2 separate regions of the Mus musculus genome follow, and region 2 is linked to region 1. The links are chromatin loops, found by intact Hi-C in ENCODE. Cell type or tissue: left cerebral cortex. All regions are shown on one strand.

Region 1 (8,000 bases):
GATTAAATGGTTTAAGTGGTTTTGCTAGTGTGGCCTTTTGATACTCGAAAACTTTATCACCTCCCTCAAAAAAATGAGGTCTCCTTGAACACCCATTGGAAGACATAATTGCAGTAAATTAGCTGAATCTGATGGACAGATTGGGCAGTACAATAGGAAATGTCTAATTCTGTAAAGTACTACGACAACCGGCAGGAAGGTTTCAAGGGGTGGACGGTTGGGGGTAAGTTTGGAAATTGATGAAAACTTTGATGACGTGTAGAGGGACTGTAGATTCTCCCCAGCGTCACAGACCTTTTGGGATCAAGAACGCATCTGCGATTGCTGCAGAAAGTTACAGTTAAAATGGTGGAGCTGAAGTACACCAGTGGAGACGTTTTTGCCCCACACATTAGGATGGTCCATCACCAGCTAATCCTTACAGTACAGCTTTCAAAGCAGTTTTTAGCTAGTCACATAAGAGAACTCAAGCAAATGCCATCTCTCGTTATGATCCTTGTTACGTTAAGAGGAAGTAATCCTGTATTAATCACTAAGTAGACTTTCCATACTGACACGATTTAATTCTGAGGAGGTGTTTGAGATTTTTCCCAACTTAATCTATGAGAGCAGTCAGCTGAGGAATTTTAATATACCTTGCATGAGTTGAGATCACAAAACCAGCAGTGTCAGATTTAACAGTCTAACCTAAATATGCTCCGCTCCACAGGCTGCATCTTATGCTCCCTTGATTCTGTGTATTTATGGAATACAGAGACTGTACCACCCACAGTGTGTGCTAAGTGTCAGCTAAGGGAGGTATTAAAAGTTCATATATGGTTATAAAGACCCAGCATCTCTGAAGTCTGCATGGCTGAAAAAAATTTTTTCTCTCTTATATTAATATAACTAGCAACCATATTCATAATTTTTCAAAACTTCATGGAAATTTTATCTCTGCTTTGGCTGAGGAAGAAAGACTCCAGGGGCATTATTAAAAAGCAAACTTGTTATGGTGATTCCCTGGTGCTAGACCAAGCGTATCCCTTCTGTCTCTGAATGAGACGAAAGAGGCTGAGTCAGGGCAGAGATGGATGTTGGAGGAACCTGAGAGGATTCTCTCTGTCTACATAAAGACGAGTGTGTGCCTTACCTAAGGAGTTCTCAAAGTTGTGGCTGACTCCAGCAAGGAGAACAGCCAGGAAGGAGCCAGGAAGATGCTGCTTGCTTGGAGAACTTGAGGATAATGTAGGATCAGGACACACAGTGTATGAATATGTCCTACAGACTGCCATTCTATGATGGTGGAGATTGTGGCCAGCTTAAGAGGACATAGGTTTTCTTCATGAGGCCTAGCAGAAAGGGAAGACTTTATTTTAGCAGAGAAATGCTGAACGCTTCCTGGATCCTGGAAGGGGTCACGGATGAACTCTCAGAGTGCATGCATGTCTTAAGGAGCTGCCAACAAGTGTCAGCTACCACGGTTTGTCAAATATATCCCTCAAAGTGCCATTTCTTGGGAGCTTGGTCCAAGTGTAGCAGCACCAGGAGGAGGCCAATTGGGGACTGGTGAGGTCATTTGGAGTATCAACCTTGGAGGAGATCAACGCCCATCTTGTGCAGAGGGATCGGGTACCTTGGGACCATTCTGGGTGTAAGTGGGGCTTGGAAAGCAAGATGGGTTCCCATCACTGGCTCTCTTGCTCCCCCTCTTACCATGTGTATGTATTGTTTATCTCATCAATGTAACAAAATGACTGACAAGGGCAAGATAAAGATAGAGGGGTTTTCTTTGGCTCACAATCACAGGCACTCATCTACCCATGGAAGAAGGCATGGTGGCTGGCACAAGCTTGGGGCAGCTGGTCACATTGCATCTACAGTCAGGAAGCAAAGAGACAAATACTGGTGCTTAGCCCCCTCTCTCCTTGTACTCACTTCAGGACTCTAGCCCACAGGATGGTACCACCCATATTCACCTCGAGTCTTACCTCAGTTAACTACCTCACAGGCATGTCCAGAGGTTTGTCTCCTGGGTGCTTCTAGATCCTGTCAACATGTCGGCCAGTACCAGACATCACGGTACTTGCTGCTTCTTCAGCATCTTCCTGCTGTGTGATAAGTAAGGTTCTCAGAAAACCTTCATGACCAACCTGATGAGGAAACCTGAACTTGGACCTTTAACTCCCAGAATTTTGAACTCAGTAGCCTATTTTCTTTATAAAACCATTCAGTCTCAGATCATTTTTTTTTTTTTTGGTGTCAAAACAAAGTAGACTCAGACATCACCTAAATTGGGGTACCAGTGATGTGGTAAATGTTGGCGCACGCGTGTACACACATCACATCACACCATATCACATGAGCTGAATGAACTACCAAACAGAGCATTGCCTAAATTCCTGGTAGAAAAAAAAATCATGCAATGTATTGAATTTGTAGTTACTTTAAACTATTATATCCTTGGATATTTGAAGAATGATTGCTACACTCAGAGATGAAGTTAGTAAAAAAAAAAAATAATAATAATACATGCCAGAGAATGGTGACTGACAAGTCTTCAATCCTAAATGAAGCTCTGTATCACTCCTCCACAAGGCTCCAGGACCATAACAGAGAAAAACAGGGAAAGCCAGTAAAAGCCAGAGATCGGGGGGCAGGTTATGTGGTAGTGTCATCTGGGCATGACAAGGCCATCACACTCATGAACACACAGCAGTCATTGCTGGCTGCACAAGCTCTACAGAGGATTGGCCCAGTCAGTATCCTAGCTGTGAGGTTAGCTTTATTTACAATATGCTGGAAAACCAAAAAGAAATCAGGGCCACCCAGGGCAATAGCAGCGGTTCAGCTCGAGATGGTGATAGTCAGGCCCAGTTAAACCCATATGAGAAAGAAGAGCAACTCCAAGAGGTTTCCAGGTGCTGAGAAAGTACTCTTCTCCCACTGACTAATGGTAAGAACAGGACAGCACCTCAGAATCTAGTCACTGCTAATGACAGGCACTGGAGGAGCCCACCCCTCCTACAGATGCTGACAGGCACTGGAGGAGTATGCCCCTTCCACAGATGCTGACAGGCATGGCAGACAGAATTTCTCACCTGGGATGTGAGGTAAAATCAGAAGGTATTTATGGGGAGGTAGAGGCACCAGTCACTTACTTACGGCTCCCCACTTCTTTCCCTGCCTCCCACCCAGAGAGCCTGGCTGCAGACTCTGGCTGTGAAGCCTGCCCTCACCACCCACCTTCAAGGGATAAAAGGATGGAACCACCTTCTAGCACTTGGGCTCTGGTTGTCTTTGGAGACACCCTGCCGTCATGCTGTCTGTCTCTGGTGGCGGGTGTGGAGAGCTGTGCCTTGAGCAATCGCCATTATAAGACGGCGCTGGCTTCCACTGCGCCTAACTAGTAAACAAGCCTTATGCGCAAGTGCAAGAGTAAATTCACGCCCAGTCACTGTCCATCTCGGGGCGTAGTAATGGGGTGATGGGCAAGCAACTAATCAGGTGCTGTCACGCCACATCAGGTGCTGAAACGTCACTCTGCGGGCTATATAAGCAGCACCATTTTCCGGGTTCGGGGTCTTCCTTATGTTGAAGCAATAAAAGCTTTGCCGTAGAAGGATCCGGTTGTCCGAGTGAATTCTTGCCGGCGAGATACTAGCTCGGGCAAGAGGCGGGTCTTGAACTCCCCTCTGGGATCCCACCGTGTTGCCTCCTTGTCCATCTTTCCAGGGCTAAAACACCGGAGTTTCCGGTAATCTGTACTTCTGTCCTCTTGAACTACCCACTGCCACAACCAGAACCTGATGGTTATCACACCGATACCTTAAGTTTCACTTGCATGTCAACAGCACTCTTAGTGGATGCCTATATGGGACTGTTCACAGGTAAGACTCGGGAAAGATGGACGAGAAAATCCAACAGAAACCTCCTGCCCCTCCCATTCTTTGGACGGAGAGGGATAACTAGATGGGTGGGTGACAAACTCCATGGATGCAGATTTGGGGTAAGCAAAGCTCCCCCTCTCTCTTGTCTCTCCCTTTTCCATCTATGAAAACTGTCTTCGTTTTGGAGCCTGCTGAGCCTTTAGGATCTTTGCTTGTAAATCACTACTTTCCTCAACAACAAATGGCTGTGAGCCACCATATAGGTGTTAGGAATTGAACCCCGATCCTGTGGAAAAGGAGTCATTGCCCTTAACCACTGAGCTATCTCCCAGCCCCATGTGTCCATGTTTTGATTTTCCTGAGCCTCTTGTCTGCTCCCCTCCCCCACCCAGGGAAATATTGTATGATCCTTACTTTTACCTCTTTTACTGACTTCATTTTTTTCCCATCAGGCTTCCTTTATCATGTATTTTTTAATAGATGAGATGATTCTATTTTACTCAGCCACAGAGCGCCTAAGTTGACTTGACATATCACCCCATCCTGAGACCCCACTATTTTCTGCCTTCTGCCCACCTAGACTAGCTATTTCAGTTGGTGTTGTGTGGCTGTGTGAGCTGCGGTTCTCCCGTGGGGACTCTGGGAGTCATGGATTCTGCTTTTGTAGCCGTTCTTTTTATAATTCTTCGTGTTATACTCACTCCTCTTTCTGAATCTAGCGCTCTCACGGAGCATCTGTTGGCTCCGTTATGACTAAGAGAAAATTACCAGTCTTCCACTTCCTCCCTCTCCCCCCACCGCCCCCGGGCTTCTCTCGGTTTGGTCCTTATTTTTAGGTCTAGTGGTTCCCTCTGAGCTCCAGCAACTACTCAGGAGGCTGCTTTATGCTCTCCCTCATCCCTTATCCCTTATCCCTCCTCCCTCCCTCCTTCTCTCCTCCCTCCCTCTTTCCCTCCTCTCTCTCTCTCTCTCTCTCTCTCTCTCTCTCTCTCTCTCTCTCTCTCTCTAGGTCAGAATCTCATGTATCCCAAGCTGATTTGAGCCTCTTATTTAACCAGGATTGACTTAAACTCTTGATCCTCCTGCCCCCTGCTCGGGATTTCTGAGATTCACCAGTCCGGGTTTATCCAGTATGGGGATGCAGAGTTTGTTTCCCTGCAGGCTAAGTGAACACTGGACCACCAGAGCCTCATCCCTCCTCCAGACTTTCTTGCTGACCTCTGGGTGCAGGACAGAGCTGCTGCCAGGGATTTTTGCCTGAATTTCATTTCCAAACACTCTCCATTGCTTCCTCTGTGAGCCACACACCTTTACCACTGGAACCTAGATTCAAGCCTTCTTTCTGCAAACCACACACAATGGTTACCGCTGTGATTGACATTCAGGTCCCCGTTGCAAATGTTTCCAAATTGAAATTCTCGGTGGTGATGCTTTCTGAAGCTGGGATTCGAGCCCGACTAGACTGAGAGAGTGAAGCCCTCATGAACAGGATTAATGCTTTACAAAAATAGGAGTTGAGTCCAAAGGGAGCCCTCCCTCACCCCTCCCTCCTCCTGAAAACACCAAGAGTTGGGCCAGAGGAGACCTGCTTTAAGCAGGCAACCCAATACATGTGACCTACTTGAACTCCTCCCTGTGTTAGACACTCACATCTGACTTCTCTGAGAGAAGCTTCCCTGCATTGATGTCTGGTGTCTTGGCAATGTTACTGCAGCTACTGTAGCATATAAGTGGAATTACTTTTTTCTTAGGATGACGGGGGTCCAGGCTTCTTTTGGCCCTCCCCTCTGTGTTACGGGTTTCCTTGTTGTAGTTTGGTTTGCATGGGGATGGGAAGGGGAATCAGGGTTGTTTTTATTTTTGGTTTGTTTTGAGAAAAGCTATCATATATCTGCAACTGGTCTCCCACTCTCTATGTAACTGAGGATGACTGTGAACGTATGAACATCTAATTCTCATAGCTCTGCCTCTCAAGTGCTAAGATTACTGTCATGAGTCACCATACGTGGTGTATGTGATGCTAAGGTTCAAGCCCATGCCTTGTGAAATCTAAGGCAAACCCTCCATTAACTGAGCCATAGATCCATAGCCACAGCCCATTGAGTTATGCTATGGCATACATGCACACACATGCATACACATGCACATGTGCACATACATGCACACACAGAAACATGCATGCACACCCACACACATACCCACATGCACACACGTGCATGCATAAGCATATAGATACACATACACACATGCACACACATGAATACACACAGACATGCATGCAATATGCACTCACATGTGCAAATACAAAGGCCCACACATATACACATATGCACACACATGCACACATGCACATGCATACACACATTTTTTAAAAAATTTAAACCTAATATTTTACATTTTTAAAATTTATAACCCTGTGCCGTTGTATTTTTTTATTAATTTGAGGAGATTGTGGCTTTCGCTGTGGATGTGCAGGCTCTGCTCCTCAGGCTAGAAACACCTTCATGCTACAGTGAATGTATCCCTTTCCCTCGGAAGGACCCACAACACTGATCCGTGTGGACCTACCTGCTCTCCATCAGTGCTATCTGCTCAACTACATCCATTTCCTTTTCCTCCTTCTGCACGCAGAGAGAAGGAAAGTCACACCTTCCCATTTGGCTCTGCAATGTATCTACGGTTTAAAACAAAAATCATAAAATCAAAACCGACGCATGAGCACAAAAGGAAGAAACTAAATAGAAGCTTCGAAGAATGTGTTATCTACGTGACTACAAACAAATAAGGAGGCCCAGCGAGTCCCACCGCCATCTTTAAGGTCTTGTCCTGAGGTTTGGGTTTAAACACAGAGGCAGAAGTATGAATAACTTAGCGACCTTGGTCCCACCCACCATTGTCTTGGCTGCAGCCTATCTTTTATGGGGGTCCTCCGCATGAGATTCCTGGGAGAATTTAACTCTTTGAAGTGTGTTATGCCCATAGTCTGGTATTATCAGCATCTCCCTGTAAAATATCCTTCTTGCCAGGACAGTCATAATTCCTGCTCATGCTCTCGTGATTTTGAAAATCCCAATCATTCAGTTGATAGAACCGCTATTCCTGGTGTCTCCTCTCAGTAATTTTTCATCCGCTGGCGGCCCTCCTTCCACACCCTTGGCTGTTGTCTGTCTCTGCTACTCAGCTTTCTCCACTACGGCCATAGCTTGGCCCCGACTGCAGACTGAATGACATCATCCTTGCTGTCTGCAGTACTTATTTCCCACAGTGCTATGACCAACTGACAAAAACCTACTTAAGGGGGAGTTAATTCTGGCTCCAAGTTTGGTGGTATAGTCCAGTATGGTAGGGAAGGCATAGCAGAAGGAGCATGGGGCAACTGGATGCACTGTGTAGATAGTCAGGAAGCAGAGACAGGGAGCAGCATACAGGGAGAGAGGCTATAAAATGTCAGGGCCCACACTACCCAGTGACTCGTTTCTACCTACTAAAAGTTCCATGACCTTCCAAAAGGGCACTCTACCCAGGGATCAAGAGTTCAAACACTGTTGAAGGACACATCACATTCAAACCACACCACCATATTAGCAAATGCAGGAGTATTTTTTTTTCTTTGACAGCATCACTGAATAGACTGTTCTGAAAGAATCAAACATTAGGCTGCTTTTTCCAACCAGCCCACCCCAGTAGGCAACACATGTGGGAGCCAGAACATAGGAAAGCGGTAGTGGGTTCCTGGGACAGCAGGAAGAGCCATGTTGGAGGGGCATTTTGTCCTTTGAACCTCTACAAATGTCCAGGAACGAATAAACACCACATTAACACTTTTAAATGTCTCTAGTTAAGGTATATTAATCAGACTAATAATATAAACGTTAGAAATTTCAATAAAATAAAAAAAATGCCTCTCCTTCCCATGTCCAGTAATACCTGTAACAAGTTAAAAACCATGTCACAGATATGAAACGTTTCAATAATCGAATTTAAGTTCTGCTGTTTTGCATGTACATCCTCAAATTTCATTAAAGTTCACAGTATTTAAATGAAGGGCACATTTGCATTTTTTGCCTATGCAGAAGTGAAGTCTTCTAGGACGGTGGCCAGGAAGAGGATGATTTCACACGTGCGTGTGAC
Region 2 (8,000 bases), 57 kb after region 1:
AGCTCCATAAGTAGAAGGCAGGGAGAAAGAACACTAAGAATGACAGCCAGATTTTTCTGTAGCCTCAAAGTTTGTCCCCAGTAACACACCTCCTCCAACAAGGCTTTATCTCCTAATCTTTCCCAATCAGTTCCACCAACTGGGGACCAAATGTTAACGTATAAAAGATTATGGGAGCCATTCTCATTAAAACTACCACGTGGGGGTATTTACAGGAGCAGGGGTGAATCAAGTAAAGTTGTATTACTCAAAGACCCAGGGAAGTTTGGCTGAGAAACCAGAAAAGATGTGCCTAACTTGCAGTTGGCTGTACTGATGAGTCAGTCTCCTTCTCTCAGAAGTTATAAATACTTTAATATCATCGGGGAGGGGCCTTGCAAATCTTGTAACTTTCTGAGTTTCTTAGGCCATGTAAGTTTTGTGAATTTCCTGAGTCTTATAAGGCCCCTTCCTTCTGCCTAGAATGTTTCAATCCAGCGGAAATAGCTACATGACACAACATAAAAATAAGAGAGCAGCCATCACTACAGATCCCACTGACATTCAAAGGCTGATAAGAGAAATTTAATAACAAAGGACCATCTATTCATGCAATTCCTTAAAAATGATGACTACTGAAGTTTCCTCAAGATGAAGAAAGTTCCATTCAGTGGTAATGCGTGAAGTAGACTGAAAGAAGGACAGATAGCACTTGGTAAAAGTGATATAGCCTGTGGTTTTCTACAATGTTTCCATCTGTTGAGAGATGTTTCCTTGATGAGGGGTGAAGACCACACTTATCAGTTTATAGATTATTGCTAGAGATTATATAGATTATTGATTGTAGATTCTCTTCCAATAACCATGACTTCATTAGCACTAAGTAAGTAGTCAGCCAAGTTTCCAGGCATCTTATCTCTCTTGTTGGGTGAGACCTAAGTTCACAAGTTGCCCAGATGTGAGCTGAACAAGGATAATATATTAAATCCTTGGTTATTATTCTCCTTATTTATAAAAGGTCTTGCATGTTATCTCTGGTCTTTGTATCTGCTGAAGTTTGAAGATGAAGTGCTCCCCCAATGGCTGCTGTATTTGATCATCTGGTCTCCAGCTGCTGGCCCTGAATTGGAAGGTTGTGGAACTTTTAAGAGGTAGAGCCTTACTGGAGGAAGAGGAGTTGATAGTATGGCCACATTTCTTAGATGCACTTCCTGACTTAGTCTGCTTCCTGACTTCAGATGTGATGTGACCAACTCTCTTCTTCTGCAAATGAACACACCTTCCCTCCCATGGTCTGTATCACTCCTAACTGTAAGTCCAGATAAACCCTTCACCCTTTAAACTGTTTCTTGTCAAGTCTTTGGTCAGGGCAATGACAACAACATAGTATTTGATCACTTTCCTCATTCCTATGCCTTGTTTCTTTTGGTTGTAGGGAAAGAAGAACTAGAAATCAAGCTTTCTCAGACTTTGACAGACTACCCATGGCTCCTAGCTGGGTTCATACTGTTCCCTCCATGCTTCACAATGAAATAGATATTATATGCAAAACTTTAAGTGGCATTTAATTACATTGCCTTGCAGAATTAGATGATGTGGAAGCTGAGTGTCTATTCCTTCACATAATCTAGGACTCTTCTTTTGAATAACAGCCTAACCATCCTTTGACTAATTGCCATGGTGACAAGCTTTAGCATTTAGAATCCCTGTCTGCCCTGAGCATGATTCCAACATCAGCTACCCCAGAACTTCCTACCTTCAACTGCCCTACCTCTCCCCTGCCTTTTCTGGTTTTTATTGATTTTCTATGACAGGCTGTCATGTAGACTAATCAGGCCTCAAACTCCCTAGGCCTTGGAGGATGACCTTGGGTTTTGGATCCTCCTGAATCTTGGGATTACATTCACGACTCCACCCAGTTTACCAGTACTGGGGATAGAATACAGGGGTTTTAACACTTGGCAAGCATCCTATTAACTGAGCTACATCCCTACTCCATCATTCCTTTCATTAACAAGGAACTAAGCTACTTTTCTTCTACCTTCTGGATAGGAATCCTCTTGCCCTCAAGACCATATTCAACAAAACCTCCTGCAGCAAGACTCAAAAGTTCATGAGACTTTGTCCTTCTGGTCTTGTCTAAATCCACAGCAAATGGATATTGTGTAGAAACTGGAAATAACTGAAGCCTAGTGGGTATGCAATGTGCCACAATGAGAGGAGTGGCCCGCATGCAGGTGCCAGCCTTGTCTTACTACATGAGGTCCTGTTTCTTATTCTCACACCTAGGGTGTCCCGTATCCTACTCTACATTGACTTCTGACTTTTCTTTATAAACGAATATCTCAGTTAAAATTATGGATTCTAGCAAACTTTATATGCCCCAGTACAGGGGAACACCAGGGCCAAAAAGGGGGAGTGAGTGGGTAGGGGAGTGGGGGTGGGTGGGTATGGGGGACTTTTGGTATAGCATTGGAAATGTAAATGAGCTAAATACCTAATAAAAATGGAAAAAAAATTATGGATTCTAGGTGGGTACAATCTAACAGAAAAACAATTTGAGTTTCCAGCTGTGATGATATTTTGACCAGATTGAGAGATGCTGAAAGGGTTGGGAATATAGTCCTCTTGGGGTGTCTGTAAAAATGCTTTCAGGAGATGCTTGCATACTAGGTCAAAGAACTGGTTATGCAAGAGTCCCTTCCAAGTGGGCAGCACTATCCATATAGGGGAGAGTCTGGATGGCACACATGAGCAGACCATTCTCTCTCTCTCTCTCTCTCTCTCTCTCTCTCTCTCTCTCTCTCTCTCTCTTTCTCTCAGGATGTAATTTTGAGACAGGGTCTCACTCTGTGTAGCTCACACTGGCCTCCAATTGATGACCCCCCCCCTGCCTTATCCCCCAAGCGCCTGGATTACAGGTGTGTGTCACTGTGACTAGATTTTGTATTGAATATTCAGCATGCAGAATTTGCAGATAAGGAGGAGGTGTGGCCCACACTCACATGGTTTTGTGCACAGAGACGATAAAGCAGATAATGAGTGGACAGTCTGCTGTGTTGCCCATTCTCACCCTTCCAGAATAGGAATTAGGAATTTGAGTTGGGACCTGTGAGTTCTATAGCTGATGCTCTTTTCCAGCAGATGAGGAGATGACCACGTTAACAATGCCAAAGAAAGCAGTAGAGTGGTAGGATAAAGCCAGGGATCCTGCAAAGCTCCCCTATGGAATAATGACCTACCCAACAGTCATTCTTCTCTTGTTGCCTTCTGCCTGTGGGCTGTCTACTGTGACTCCATTACCTGTAACCAAGCTGGAAAAATACAGACAAAAATCCCCAGGTCCCCTGGGTTGTCAGACAAGGAGACCCTCATAACCATACCCTACTAAAAAAAAAAATCTCACCACCACCATCACCCCCAGCTCTTATCTAGGAGATTTCTACTTCATGGGCCTTCTGGGGGATGACACCCAATGCCCATTACAGTCTCTGCTGCTGCTGACGGAGGGTAAGGACCTTCAGGAAGACTCCATCCCTCACTTATGTCCCTCGGTCCTGGCTGACCCAGTATCTGGAGCAAGGGTAATTTTGGCATGAGGAGGGGGAAGTCTGCTCTTGCACTGGGAGCAGGAGCCCACCACACGCCATCTCCACAGAGAACTCAAAAGGAAGGCTTCTTTAATGGGAAGGTAAATGGCAGTCTGAAGCTTCCTATATTTAGTGCTTCCTGAGAGCTGCTATTTTGGGCTATGTGTGAATGGAAGCAGACAGCCCGGAGTTTGGAGTGTAACGAGAAGCAGTAAAAATGTGACCTAAAAAAGACAGATCCCAGCAGAGCGATCCCAGACCACGTGCCGGAGATGAGTCCTCGTCCATTAGTGGAAAGCCCAGCCTGGCAGCCAGAAAAGGAAAAGAAGGCTTGGGTTTTGATGCTGGCTGGCTGGGTGCCATCTCCAGCTTCTGGCCTGGAGAATCTCTTTCTCTGGAGGATGTTGCATGTGGAAGGCACACTCGGGGACAGCGCAGGGCTGTTATGTAGTTGGTGGGCTTCTTCAATTTAAAGAGATGCTTCATCATTTCCAACCATAGTTGAAGGATTTGGCAGATGACTCTGCCTCAGCCATAGTCCTAAGATTATTCATTCATTCTCTCTCTCTCTCTCTCTCTCTCTCTCTCTCTCTCTCTCTCTCTCTCTCTCTCCCTGAAAAGGCTGTGTACTACCTCCAACAGGAATCAGCGGCCCTGTTCCAAACACATTGCAAGGCTCATTTACTCAAAGGTGATTAGGAAAAAAAAAACTCAATTAAGAGGAGTCTTCAATTCTCTGAGTGTTCTGGGGAATCTAAGTCCTTACTTGGCTTAATTAAGCTCTAGCAGGGAAACTTTTCCATTAAAACATTTTGTTCATGTGATGTGTGTGTGATGTATGTGTGTGTGTGTGTGTGAATATGCATATAATATATGTGTACATATGTAGTCTTGGTTTTGTAAGTCTAATTTAAGTCTTCTTTGATTAAGTCACCAATGATGCCTGGAGATGACTAGTGTGAAAATAGTGTCTTGCCATCTAGGAATACATGAACCTCCATGCTGTCAGACATGCCTACAAGTGTGTGCATGTATGTGTATGTCTCTCTCTCTCTCTCTCTCTCTCTCTCTCTCTCTCTCTCTCTCTGTGTGTGTGTGTGTGTGTGTGTGTGTGTGTGTGTGTGTGTGTGTGCATGCATCTTATATAATTAAGACTGGAAGGACATCTCTTGATGCTGGGATGGGATGCTCCTGAGTCTAGATCCCTTTGTAACACTTCATCTGCTCAGGGGAGTCTGATAAATAGCAACCAGAATATCTTTACACTCTGGGGAAACCAATGGGACCCACTCATAGATAGGAAAGGCTGGATAAAGCATCATTGATTGTGAAATGGGGAGGGCGGGTTGAAAGGCAGACGGGAACTGGAAGGCATGGAGTGCAGACAGCATGACCAAAAAGCTGTTCAAAAGACTTCTAAAATGGGAAAGTTTCTGCACCTTTGTATTTGCACAGAACAAATTCTGCACTGCAGACCTTCCCTATCATATGTATGCTTGCTTCCACGGAAGGCTCAGATGTGGCAAGCCAGCACCCAGCGCTTTGGGTATTGCATTAAATGAATCCCATGCCCACCCTGCAGATTCATGCCCCTTCTGCAGAAGCACAGAGTAGAAGCCAACCACAGTCACTCGGTCAGCAGCAGAGTCAGGACTATCATTTCTGGTCTGTTTACTGGATTTTTTAAAAAGCAGGCTTTATTTAACAGTCTGTGGAGTAAGAAGAATGGACAGGTGGCAGAACCCAAGTCCAGAAGCAATTGCTAGGGGGTTTGTCCTTATTTAATTACCTGAAGGAAGCGAGTGTGCAGAACTGGTTTCCTTGCTGATTAGTCGGTGTCTCACCTTCCTTCTCCCTCCCCTGTCCATGCCTGAGGCATCAGCCCCTACTTCCACCCAGGGCCAGGAGCAACGAGGAAAATTTCCCAGGAACCCTCCAGGGGAGCTTGTTACTGTCCAATACAGGCTCAGAACCTTTAATTCCCCCAAGGCCATGTGGCTGGGGCTGGCAGAGCAGCAGGTCCACACCATGGCAGCCAGATCAACCCTTAAACATCTGAAGTGCAGGGCTGGACAGATGACTTAGTCAGCAAAGTGCAAAGACCCGAGTTTAGATCTTCAGACAGCCACATAAAAACCCAGACGATGCATGGGGTAACCTGACTCTCTGTAGCTCTCTATGTCATGCCACAGTGTGTGTGTGGCTTGAGTAAAATATATATCTCCTAATAATCCTAATAATCTGTATATGTATATCATGTATATGTGTGTGTGTGTGTGTGTGTGTGTGTGTGTGTGTGTGTGTGTGTGTATGTCATTCCCTAGCATTTGAAACTCATCAATTTAGACTTGAAAACATTATCTTGTTTTCATTCTGATATATGTATGTGTGTGTATGTGTGTGTGTGTGTGTGTGTGTGTGTGTGTTTAAGAGGTCCTGAGGCAGAAGGGATAGCTGCTTGTTAATATGAAAGCTATGCAAACATGAGACCCTGAATCTGAATCCAGAGCCCATAGGTTTTTTCATTGTTGTGGTTTAAAAAGTTGGGCCTGGGTAACAGGGTGAGGGATATAGGATGATCCTTGGGGCTCTCTAGCCAGCCACACTAGTGCAATCAGCAATCCCCATGTCCCGGTGATAGACACTGTCTCAAAACAACAATGACGACAACAATAACAACAAAATAGTTGGCTCCTGAGACATGACACCTGATGTTAACCTCTCACCTCCACAGGTCCATGCACACACACACACATAAACAAAAGAAAAAAAAAACAAACTCCAACCAGGGTGCTGTAACTGAGCTTTATTGTAACTGGTTCCATGGACTGGGGCCATCGCTGCCACTAGAACCTTATACAAGGTGATCCTCGTAACCACAGAGTAGTTAGACACACCCAGAAATGGAACCGAAACAGCAAGGGCTGCAGTGGAAGCATGTGCCGGCGTCTCACATGCCAATGATCACTCTGATCACAGATGCTTGATTGACACAAGGTCTTTGTGGGCCACTGAATCCCAGGAGGTGTCCTTCCTATAGGAGTTCCATATGCCCCTTTGGCTTTGGGTGTTTCCAAACAGCTTGAGTAGGAGCGACACGTTACAAACTTGGGGTAGGGAGGAATATCACAGCGCAATTTTAAAATATTTAGTACATCTTCTTCTACAAAGAATGTTACAAAGAGTGAAACCGATATACTAGCATATTGATATATAGAGATATATATGTACAATTTACTACTTTATGCTTCAAAAGTGCAGGAAGATAAATTACATAATATATATATAATTTTAGATCTAGTGGACAATTGGATATTGCTCTTGTGTTGGACTTGATGCATTAGATGCCTGCCCATGGCTTGTCACTGAATGGAGAGGGGACCAGTGGGGATTAGGGAGCTCATGGAGTCCCGTGCTTAACCCCAGAGTGCCATCTTCAAAGCAAGTTTTCAAGTTTTATAATGAGCTGAGGCTGGGTCAGAAGTTTCCAGTCCCATGTGCAATGTAGGATATTACCAAGAGTCTCAGCTTCATGACTTGGGCTGGGACCAAAGCAAAGCTGAAAGCCACTGGCCCGATAGTACTGTGTCCTCAGCCCCTGAGTCAGAGGGAAGTTTGCCAAAGGTGATGTTAAGATAGCTACCCAGTGTTCGGCTCAATCTATAGAATGTAGTGTCAAAATGAAGCCCAAGGAGGGAGGCTTCACCTCCCACCCTCTAAACTCACAGACAGCATAGAGAGGAGCAAAGACTGTGGATGGAGCTATAGCAAGATCCTCGTGTCAATGAAGACTGAAACACTTAGGAATATGGAAACTGACATACAGGGCTGAAAGAACCCTGATGTGCGGTCACTGGAAACAGGGAATCATGGGGCACAATGCTTGTGTCTGAAGCACGGTGACAGTCGGTAGGACAGACAGGATTTTACTGTAAAGGGATCGCCATAAATATATATATATATATATATATATATCCTATATGATGTGTAGATAACGTATGTGTCACATCATCCACAGAGCAGTGGTCTTTCCCTCGCTGTTCCCCAAATCTAAACGACAAGGTGATATGTTTTCTCTGAGAGGAGAAATGGAACAACAAATTGAAGACATTCTAGAAAATTCCATAACTCCATCTCACTGTGATAGAGAATGGCCACTGGGAACAAATGGGGAAGATAGAAGAGACTCAGAGTGGGTTTGGATGGGGCACAAGGGCTCCAGGCTCTTCTTGCTTGGTTCCTGGGCTTCCTCATTTCTCAGTGTGGCTGCTTGCCCAGATAACCCCAAGGGTTTTGTTCTAGAGGTCTAAGGAGATGGTAAGATTGCTGAGGCATACGGTTTTCTGAGGGAACTCCCTGGCCCTCAGCACATCACCAGGGTGAGTTATGATTGGCAGAGCAGAGAGGGCCAGACTGAATTATAGAGGTCTG

What was found. Hi-C counts contacts between places; a loop is a spot of excess contacts. Peaks named below come from ENCODE experiments on the same cell type or tissue, not always from the same donor. Only the 100,000 strongest peaks of a DNase experiment are listed, where the experiment ranks them.
Region 2: a loop joins it to region 1, with 6 times the contacts of the local background. A loop is called at or near these places in 4 of 42 quality-filtered maps.

What each region holds. Positions count from the first base shown.
Region 1 is chr13:52,441,115-52,449,114 of GRCm38, forward strand. No RefSeq gene overlaps it. Among named protein-coding and RNA genes, the nearest start is that of Diras2, 86 kb to the right of the region's middle. In left cerebral cortex, no CTCF peak of the experiment used is centred here; DNase peaks (open chromatin) are centred at 700, 1,076, 4,615, 5,251 and 1 more place; H3K27ac peaks cover 1,441 bases.
Region 2 is chr13:52,498,020-52,506,019 of GRCm38, forward strand. Diras2 (DIRAS family, GTP-binding RAS-like 2) reads right to left here. Exons shown (of 2, transcript NM_001024474.2): 2 at 6,356-8,000. Among named protein-coding and RNA genes, the nearest start is that of Diras2, 29 kb to the right of the region's middle. In left cerebral cortex, no CTCF peak of the experiment used is centred here; DNase peaks (open chromatin) are centred at 3,828 and 4,998; H3K27ac peaks cover 437 bases.